Regions from separate parts of the Homo sapiens genome. Here region 1 is linked to region 2. The links are chromatin contacts, found by POLR2A ChIA-PET in ENCODE. All regions are on one chromosome and are shown on one strand. Each heading gives the region's core, a stretch centred on a gene start or an enhancer-like site at or near the end of the contact. The rest is flanking DNA. Distances are from core to core; before and after follow the strand shown.

Region 1 (4,900 bases), core at 1,181-3,680, 160 kb before region 2:
CTGTCAAAAGGACTGTTTTTGTTAGCTGGTTTGTTGACTTTTGCTTTCATCTATCTGGGTGTGTCTGTTGATATTTGTCTGAGTCAACTGTTTAACTGCAAGGAACTTGGCCGTTCTGATTCTAGGCGTTCCTCTCAGTCCTTGAGTGAGTGAATATCTAAGTCAGCATTAGGGCTTTTCCCTCCTGGTCTTCCAGTTTCCACGGGAGTGAGGAGGCAGGAGAAGGGGTTAAAATCTGAAACCAGACCAGTCTGGGTTCAAATCCTGGCCTGACAACTTACTAGCTGGGAGGTCTTGGGCAGCTGAGACTAAAGCTCCCTTCACGTTGCTTCCAGCCCCATCTGCCCCTCCTGCTCCTCACCCCTCATAACCAACCACCCCAATAAAGAGAAGGAAGGGGTAAAGTCCAGACCCCAGGACTCAGGGCTGGGCAGGAGGCAGAGCTTCCATGAGGCAGTCTATGCCCAAAGCCAGCCGCCTCATTTATGTTCATGGTCAAGGGCTCTTTACAACAAAACCTGGGCTCCCCGGCTGAAGATTGTTTCTGAGGATCTTTTGTGGCTGCAGCTCTAAACACCTTTTGGCTCCTAACCTAAACTTCCTGAACTTTCTGAGAGGTTCAGAGATAAATTAGAGCATTGTTTGGCTATCTTTAATCCCATCTGGCACTCAAGTATCCATAGCCTGTGTAACCAGGGGAGCTCTTAACGAAGTTTGGTAAACAGAAAAATACAGAAGATTTCTAGACCCCGGACACCTGCTTCAGTATTTATGCAGGAACAGGGGATCCCAAATTTCTATATTGACTGGACCCCCAAGAAAAAGTCCTTTAAGACCTAAAGAAACTGTAGATAATCTTTTGATTCTAAAAAACCTGAAGATTTGAGAGAGGTTGAAGCAGGCTGAACTTGAAGGCAATCCAAATGGTTATTTCAAGAGGCAGTAGTGATTAAGACAAGGGATTTGGCCAGGCATGGTGGCTCATGCCTGTAATCCCAGCACTTTGGGAGGCCGAGGCGGGCGGATCACGAGGGCAGGAGATCGAGACCATCCTGGCTAACATGGTGAAACCCCGTCTCTACTAAAAATACAAAAAATTAGCCGGGCGTGGTGGCGGGTGCCTGTAGTCCCAGCTACTCGGGAGGCTGAGGCAGAAGAATGGCGTGAACCTGGGAGGCAGAACTTGGAGTGTGCTGAGATTGTGCCACTGCACTCCGGCCTGGGCGACAGAGCGAGACTCCGTCTCAAAAAAAAAAAAAAAAAAAAAAAGACAAGGGATTTGACCTTCAAGCAGGAACAGAACAGTCACTGTAGATTTTGGATACTGTTTGGATCAGTAAAGAAGGAAATGTAATTCCAGGTCCCTAAACTGAGGCTGTCCAAATGGGAGCGTTCCACTGTAGCCTGGGAGAGATTTAAGAGAGACATATAAACTAAATGCAATAAATATACTTTGGGTCCAGATTTAAACATACCAACTGTAAAAAGAAAAAAAATGAGATATTTAGAGAAATTTGAAAATTGACTAGATATTTGAGATTGACCTGATCTTGATAACCATTGAAGTTGAGTGATGATGGGTACATGAAGTTCATTTTGCAATTTTTTTCTACTTCGGCATATGTTGAAATTTTTCTCAAAGTAAAATAAAATAAGGTCAATAAAAAAAGAAATATTCCAAATGTTCAGATCAAGTTCTTCTCTTTCCTTACATATCATCAATTGCTTAAAATCATGCCACAGTTTCATATTTGAATCACAATTTTCTGGTATAGTTTTGTGTTTTTTCTGGAGTTTCTTGACACTTTTCCTATTCCTTTTTGAGAGAAGAACTGTGTGCTTTCTTTACCATATGACTAAGAGCTTCTAGCTTCTTAATTGTACTGTCTATGGACTGAAATTCCCTTTTTTCTTAAAAACATTTTAAAGACCCGCCCGGCGCGGTGGCTCACGACTGTAATCCCAGCACTTTGGGAGGCTGAGGCGGGCGGATCACCTGAGGTCCGGAGTTTGAGACCAGCCTGGCCAACATGGAGAAACCCCATCTCTACTAAAAATACAAAATTAGCTGGGTGTGGTAGTGCATGCCTGTAATCCCGTCTACTCTGGAGGCTGAGGCAGGAGAATGGCTTGAACCCGGGAGGTGGAGGTTGCTGTGAGCTGAGATCGTGCCATTGCACTCCAGCCTGGGCAACAAGAGTGAAACTCTGCCTTGAAAAAAAAAAAACAAAAACGTTTAAAAGACATTGTTATCGCAGTCTTCTGTTTCCATGTTCTAATTTAAATCAAATACTTCCTGGCAGTTACCATTGTGGGACTTCTTTTTCAATGTGCATGTAAGTTAGTTCTGTGGTTTCTTGGTTACTATGTGACTTAGGTCCGGCCTCCTAGGAAGCAGAGGCTGGGACAGGGATTTTGGTGACAGTGACCAACTGAGGAAGTGATCTCAGGAGAAGAGGAAGGAGGGAAGCAGGGTAGGGCGGGGGAAGAAAGCTAAGCTACGAAGTGTTCTTGGCTGGAGACCAGTCTCAGCCTGGTGCCACCTTGAGACAGGGGGCATTTTGTACAGCAACTCACAGCAGCTGGGAATGGGTGCAGCAGCCTGGTGAAGGGGATTTGAGTGGACTGATGGCATCATCCACAACTCTGGGGTCTGCAAATTTAAGCATGCACCACATCACTTGGAAGGGTGGTAAAGACACAGACTGCTGCCCTCAAACCCCAGAGTTTCTGACTCAACAGGTTGGGATGGGCCCTACATTTGCATTTTTAACATGTTCCCAGATGCTGCTTCTGGAACTATATCTTGAGAATGACAGCACTACATTATATCTGATTTTTTGTTTTTTCTGGATTACAATCTCAAGTAATTTTTTCAGCAAAAGCACGTGACTGGCCAAGTGTGGTGGCTCACGCCTATAATCCCAACACTTTGGGAGGCTGGGATGGGAAGATCACTTGAGCCTCAGGAGTTCGAGACCAGCCTGGGCAACATGGAGAAACCCCATCTCTACAAAAAATACAAATATTAGCCAAGTGTGGTGGTGTACACCTGTAGTCCCAGCTACTTGGGAGGCTGAGGTGGGAGGATCAGTTGAGCCCAGGAGGTCAAGGCTGCAGCGAACTGTGATGGTGTCACTGCACTCTAGCCTGGGCGACAGGGCAAGTCTCAAAAAAAAAAAAAAAAAAAAGATAAGAAAAGAAAAGAATGTGTGGGAGGTAAATTTTATTGCTTCTCAGAATTTTGCCCCTAAGCTTGTTTTGTGGCTTAACTGTTCAAAACCATTTCCCCTTAGAACTATACAGACCATTGTTTTATAGCTTCTAGCTTCAGAGAAGCCCAGTGCTCATTTGATCTTCATTCCCTTGCAGATAATGTTTGTTTGTTTCTGATTTCCAGAAGGTCTTGGACTTTCTGAAACCTCATGAATCCCTAGGATTCTGCTCAGCATTCAACGGACACTTTTAATGTAAAGACTCGTTTTTTTGTTGTTACTGCTCTGGGAAATTTTCTTCTAGTATTTCTCTGATTATTTTTCTTTCTTTCTTTTTTTTTTTTTTTGAAACAGAGTCTTGCTCTGTCACTGGAGTGCAATGGCATGATCTCGGCTCACTGCAACCCCTGCCTCCTGGGTTAAAGCGATTCTCCTGCCTCAGCCTCCCGAGTAGCTGGGATTACAAGCATGTGCCACCACGCCCAGCTAATTGTTGTATTTTTAGTAGAGACAGGGTTTCACCACGTTGGTCAGGCTGGTCTTGAATTCCTGACCTCGTGATCCACCTGCCTCGGCCTCCCAAAGTGCTGGGATTACAGGGATAAGCCACCATGCCTGGCTCTTTTTTTTTTTTTTTTTTTTTTTTGAGACGGAGTCTCGCTCTCGCCCAGTCTGGAGTGCAGTGGCGGGATCTCGGCTCACTGCAAACTGCCTCCCAGGTTCACACCATTCTCCTGCCTCAGCTTCCCGAGTAGCTGGGACTACAGGCACCTGCCACCACGCCCGGCTAATTTTTTTGTATTTTTAGTAGAGACGGGATTTCACCGTGTTAGCCAGGATGGCCTCCATCTCCTGACCTCGTGATCCGCCCGCCTCAGCCTCCCAAAGTGCTGGGATTACAGGCGTGAGCCACTGCGCCCGGCTCTGGCTCTTTTTTCTCTCTGGAATTCTCATTAAACAGATATCAGACCTCCTGAATTGATGCTTTATGACTTGATTTTTTTCTACCTATTTAAAAATATTGTGTCTGGGCATGGTGGCTCACACTTGTAATTCCAGCACTTTGGGAGGCTGAGGCAGGGGGATTACTTGAGCCCAGGAGTTCAAGACCAGCCTGGACAACATAGTGAGACCCTGTCTCTATAAAAGGTAAAAAATTAGCCAGGTATGGTGGCATGCACCTGTAGTCCCAACTACTTGGGAGGTTGAGGTGGAAGGATCATATGAGCCTAGGTGTCAAGGCTGCCATGATTGTGCCACTGCCTTCCAGCCTGGGCAACAGAGTGAGACCTTGTCTTAAAAAAAAAAAAAAAAAAAAAAAGGTAAAATAAAGAATTATTTTTTGTCTCTATATTTTTGGAGAACTATATGAATTTTTTTTTTTTTTGAGTCAGAGCCTCGTTCTGCTGCCCCAGGCTGGAGTGCAGTGGTGTGATCTTGGCTCACTACAACCTGCCCCCTCCACGCCCCCCTCAGGTTCAACCAATTCTCTCCTGCCTCAGCCTTCTGAGTAGCTGGGATTACAGGCATGCGCCACCACACCCAGCTAGTTTTTGTATTTTTAGTGGAGAGATGGGGTTCTCCATGTTGGCCCAGGTCTCAAACTCCTGACCTCAGGTGATCCGTCTGTCTCAGCCTTCCAAAGTGCTGGGATTACAGGCATGAGCTACTGTACCCAGCCACTT
Region 2 (4,984 bases), core at 1,871-4,370:
GCTTAGGAGGTCTACACCCAGGCATCATATGGTCTTCAACCTCTGAAATCATATGCACAATTGTGTATATGTCTCTGTGTGTGTGTTTTGTTTTATATTTAGTGGAGAGTCTATGCCTTTGATTGGATCCCCAGAGGTGGTTTTCACTTGCCCCCCATTGCCTATACCATGTTGCCTTCCTGGAGTTGGTGGCCTTTGAGCTGGGCCTGGAAGATTGGGTAGGACTTTATGAAGTGGGGATGGAGAGACAAGCTGTGCGATGGGGATGAAGAAGATAACCCAGGTCAGAGGGAACAGCATAAGCAAAGGTATGTGAAGGGGAAAGAATTCAACACCTCCAGGCAATGGTGAGGATGTCGCTGAGTTCTCTTTCACTTATCTGCATGTCAGTCATGACCCCTGGATGCCAGCTCCTGATGGGTCATCTGCCTACCCTAGAACTTCCCAGCATCTAGCATCCCAGACCTTCCCAGAGTCTACAAGAAAAGAAACCTAGGCATCAGGATGTCAGTTCTGGTCTGAGTCCTGTCCTCTGCTGACTTTACACCAGCACAATCTAGCAGGGAGACTTAATGTCTTCTCCTCCCAGCTTCCTGGTACAGTGTAAGAAAGTAAGCTTGCAGATGCAAATGCTTGTGGCTCTTCATTGACCAGAGGCTATATTAGGGGAGAGGACTTCCCTGGGACCCCCACAGGGCCTGGAAAACCCCTCTGGCCCTGACTTGCTCCACCCCTTGGCTCTTGACCCATTTCTCTCTTGGGTAACTCCTGAGTCTCCTCACCATGTCCAGTTTGGAAGACTTTAGGCACAAGGACCTCGTCTTTTCCTTCAGATCTTGGCTCAACCAAGAGGCGGACTCACCGTGATGTGAATGCAGCTTGAGCATCCAGGACTCTCCCCAGATCCAGGGAGGGCCTCAGCGATGTGTTCACGTTGTCATATTTTTATAAAATTTGCAAAGGTAAGATACTTTAACCACAATCAAAATTACTATTTTCTTCCCACTCCAACTTCCCTTGTGTTTCAATTTTCCTTTATGTGGGATAATTGGAGTGGCCATGGGCACTTCTGGGATCTGACCAAGGGGAAGCTGAGTGGGGGACTGATTTGAGTTGGGTTCACTGGGATATGTTTATGTGGTTTTCTGAAACAGAGGATATATTAATATTTATGTGGTTCTCTGTGTATAGATAAATCATTGCTAGTAATCTCTGTGTAGAGAATAGCTTCTAGGAATTCTACCCACTGCCCAGCTCACTTGGCATGGTGATATTAAGTTGCCATATGCAGAGGTCATATCGTGATATGAATGTGTGTCATGGCACCCAGCCCAGGAAGTATATGGGCAGTAGACAAGAAACAGGAGAAACCAGGTTTGAAATGTACAGAGCCAGAAGCTAGTCTGTGGAAAATTCTTCTAATCATCAGGGGGAGAAAATGTGTCTCAGAGGTTAAGCAGGGCAGTTAATAAAAGTATTACGCATTTTGGGGGGATTGTGTGATGTATCTGTTTTGATTTCTTTTCTCATTATAGGTAAATATAGGTACCTTGTACCTAATTTTATATTCATAATTTTGTATATTTTTCTTAAAGAGGGCTCCTCAAATTATAAAACCTTCAGTTCCCACAAGGTCTACACATCCAACCTTGGCTCCATCATTTATTTTCTGTGTGATCTTGGGGAAGTCACTTGTGCTTTCTGAGCCAGTTTCCTCTTCTATAAAATGTGAATGACAATTTGGACAGGTGAGGATTCAGAAATCCTCATGACCTTATTCCATTTTTGAAACCATTAGTAGACGAAGACACTCAAACAAAAATTAGACCAGAATATAAAGATTGGAAAAGATGTAATATACAAGCAATAATGGTGAGCAATGAATCCAGTAAAACCTAAATCTAAGTTAATGGAAATGATGTGGTTGTTGCAAACCTCTAATGCAGTTTATGAAGAAAGAATTTTTGTAATAGAAGAGACATTATGCAAGAACAAATTTAATAATAAGCTGTATCTATAATTCCAGACTTTTTTTCCCTGCAAAACCTGGGAAACAAGAGGGATGAAGGAATATAAACATCCTAAAAGCCTCATATTGTTGAAGGAGACTTTGAAATTCTTGGCGTTGATAGATACATGCTCAGATATTTATTAAACATTTACAGATACCAACCAGCAAAATAAAAAGGGAATTGGAACTTCTGTACCTCCCTTTTCTTTTATCATGTGGGAAAGTCTCAAAGCCCTGGCACTGGGAGCTGCTCAGAAGGCAAGGGCCACATGTGCCCCCAGCTTCCCCCCACCCCCAGCACAGGGCCAGGAAGCCACTGCTGGTGGCTCCCTGTCTGCTGCCTCCCGAGCAGTAGGTCCCAGCGAGGTGGGGTGGTAATAGGTTGGGCTGGGAGCAGATTAGCAAACCCTCTCCTCCCCGCAAGGAAATAACCAGGCCAGATAAGACTAGCCATAAAACAAAACAAGGGCTGATGTAGAAAAGGATTGGATCATAAGACACGAGCAAGCCATAGCATCACTCATTACACAGAGCTGAGCTTTACTGCTCCCAGCACTACAGTCCTGGGCCTGACACCAGCCCAGGCATCGGAGAACCAGGTGCCACCCCCAAAAAACAGTGTCACAGAACTAAACATTATCCACACTGCCCCAGGTGACACAGACCCAGGCACCCAGGAGAAAATAGAGAAATTAGGATCCTAGTCACAAAGGTCACAGGGACTTTGGTGGCCCCTGGTCACATGTGTGAAATCTTGGCAATGTGTAGGAATCAGTGAGTGCGCGCTGAGTGTGTGTTTGTCTGAAATTAGAAAATACCCAAGTGTGGGCCTGAGTCTCCCTCCCTACCCCAGGGCCCAGACTTGCCCACCCAGGGCCCTAAGGCAGGTGTTGGGCCTCACCCTCAACCGTGGCTCCCTGAGGGCAAGGGCTAGAATTTCCTGAGATGGAGAGTGAGTCTCCCCGCTTCAGCTAAGGATTCCTGGGGCCCCCACACAGGCCTCTTGAAGGCCCTGCCAAGTCTGGGTGTCCCACTCCTGAGGCCAGCTCCGTCCTCCCTGTGGGAGTCTACCCAGGGTCCAGCTCAGTGCTCTGCCTCCAGGGGGCGCCAAAGGGACACTTCTTAAAGGCTGCTGGAGTTGGGGAGGAGAGCTGAGTGTACCCTGACCGCACAGATGGTCATAGCTGAACGAGCCTGAAGGCTGGCAAGTTCATTCCTACCTGACAGGAGATGGCTAAGGCTCAAAGAAGGTGATCCAGGCGAGTGCAGACCTGGGCTGGGGCCCAGCATGGAGGGCAGCCTGGCCCACTATGGCTCACTTTGCTATCCTAGGGCCCCAGGGAAAGGTATACTTCTTTCCACCCAGGAAAGCCTGGCCCCAGGACAGCTGGCTGGCTGGGGGAAGGAGGAAGAAGACCCTCTTGCTCCAGAAATGGCCAACACAGCAAATGCCCAAACAACTCTTTGGTTCAGACTAGCAAGCAAAGGCTGAGAGAGGATCAATGTCTTGCCTGAAGTCACACAGCAATTTAGTGGAGGAGCCAGAATGGAACACAGGGCTCTTGACACCCAATCTTGGGCAAAGGACTCAGAGGAGGTACTGCTGTGGCTGCTACTCTTGGCCAGGTGGGGCCCCAAGACAGCTCACACTCGGGAATCCTCTGGCTTCTTCCCTGGCCCCGACACTAGCAATTGCTGCTCTACGGCAGGGCTGGATCTGCTCTCTTTGGTCCTTGCCTCTTTGTCCTGCTGCCTCAGGACAGCCAAAACTAAGGCGAAGCAGATCACAGAACCTGTTTTGAAGAAGAACTGGAGGCCGATGAACCTGGGGAAAGAATGGGGACCCTTGAACTCAAGAGCTGCCAGGCCAGGGCATGGACGTCAGCAGTCATCACTCATTGTGAAATCAGAGATACTGAGGCCTCAGGGAGACATTGACCTCTGCTGTGGCTCTTCCCTGGAGGAGGGGGAGAGGCTCTGCAGAGGAGCCCTGGGTGGGAGCAGAGGCCTGGCCATCTTCATCGCCCTGTCCTGGACTCTGCTCTGTGGCCTGGCCTGGCCCTGCCTCTCTCCGAGCCCAAGGGCTCAGGGGGCCTGACAAGTGCAATTTTATATTGCGCCACCTGCCACAAGAACAAACGGATTCCCTCTCCCCTGTTTAACTATCAAAGCCCTTGTTTGACTTTTCCTTTTCTAGGAAGCCCCCTGTGGACAGTCCCAGCCCACAGAAACTGTGCCCTCCTCACCTCCTCAGAGCTGAAAGTGACCAGCTCCCTGTCCCCAGCCCTGCTAGCAAGTCCTCTCCACATCCATCCCAGGCCAGCCGCCTCTGTGCCTTCAGGTTCCTTTGAGTTCCCCTTTGTACAGATGGGAAGACTGAGCCCCAGACAAGATAAGTCCCATGATGAGGGAGACAGAGCTGGGCCTGAAACCCAGGCCTCCTGTGTCCTAGACAGGGCTTTCTCCCCAGCCCTTCACCCCAAGTCCCTCTCGCAGCATGGCTGCTCCTCTGTTTCTCCCCAAGTTCCTGCATAGACTCTGTGGTCAAGGCCCAGCTCTGCAAGTTATTAGCTGTGTGACCTTGGGCTACTTGCTTTAACTGTCACTTTCCTCATCTATAAAAGGAGGGGGGCAGTGTTTAGCTTGAAGGACTGGTGAGCTCAGCACTGAATATATAATGACACCTGTCACCTAGCAGGTAGACTTAAATGAAACCTCCCCTCCCTGCTGGTATCCTGCCTGGGACTCTGAGAGTATTTCCAGCACCCTTCCCACAAGCCATCAAACCAGGTCTCACCGGTTTCGGAGCAGGTCATTATTGTAGTAGCGACAGACAGCTCGACGCCCACAGCTCAGGGCCCAGTGCACACAGGTGGTGTCGATGGCGCTGCCGTGGATCACGGGGCTGGGCATCCAGGCTGAGGGAGGTGGTGCTCAGGGGACAATGAAGGCCCACCGTCCTACCCTGCCCCC

What was found. ChIA-PET counts read pairs that join two places held with the same protein, here RNA polymerase II (POLR2A).
Region 1: POLR2A ChIA-PET joins it to region 2 with 14 read pairs in activated naive CD4-positive, alpha-beta T cell. The contact joins two enhancer-like sites. POLR2A ChIA-PET finds 5 or more read pairs at or near these places in 2 of 52 experiments (AG04450 and activated naive CD4-positive, alpha-beta T cell).

What each region holds. Positions count from the first base shown.
Region 1 is chr11:75,367,606-75,372,505 of GRCh38, reverse strand. No RefSeq gene overlaps it. Among named protein-coding and RNA genes, the nearest start is that of ARRB1, 18 kb to the right of the region's middle. Within about 2 kb of position 2,430, at least 4 of the 41 ENCODE cell types and tissues checked have a DNase peak (open chromatin) inside an H3K27ac peak, as active enhancers do.
Region 2 is chr11:75,203,252-75,208,235 of GRCh38, reverse strand. It overlaps SLCO2B1 (solute carrier organic anion transporter family member 2B1), which reads right to left. Exons shown (of 14, transcript NM_007256.5): 13 at 4,809-4,929; 14 at 1,687-3,836. The coding sequence ends at 3,656. It overlaps TPBGL-AS1 (TPBGL antisense RNA 1), which reads left to right. Exons shown (of 6, transcript XR_950308.4): 6 at 103-2,198. Among named protein-coding and RNA genes, the nearest start is that of TPBGL-AS1, 20 kb to the left of the region's middle. RefSeq lists an enhancer at 4,410-4,984. Within about 2 kb of position 3,120, at least 3 of the 41 ENCODE cell types and tissues checked have a DNase peak (open chromatin) inside an H3K27ac peak, as active enhancers do.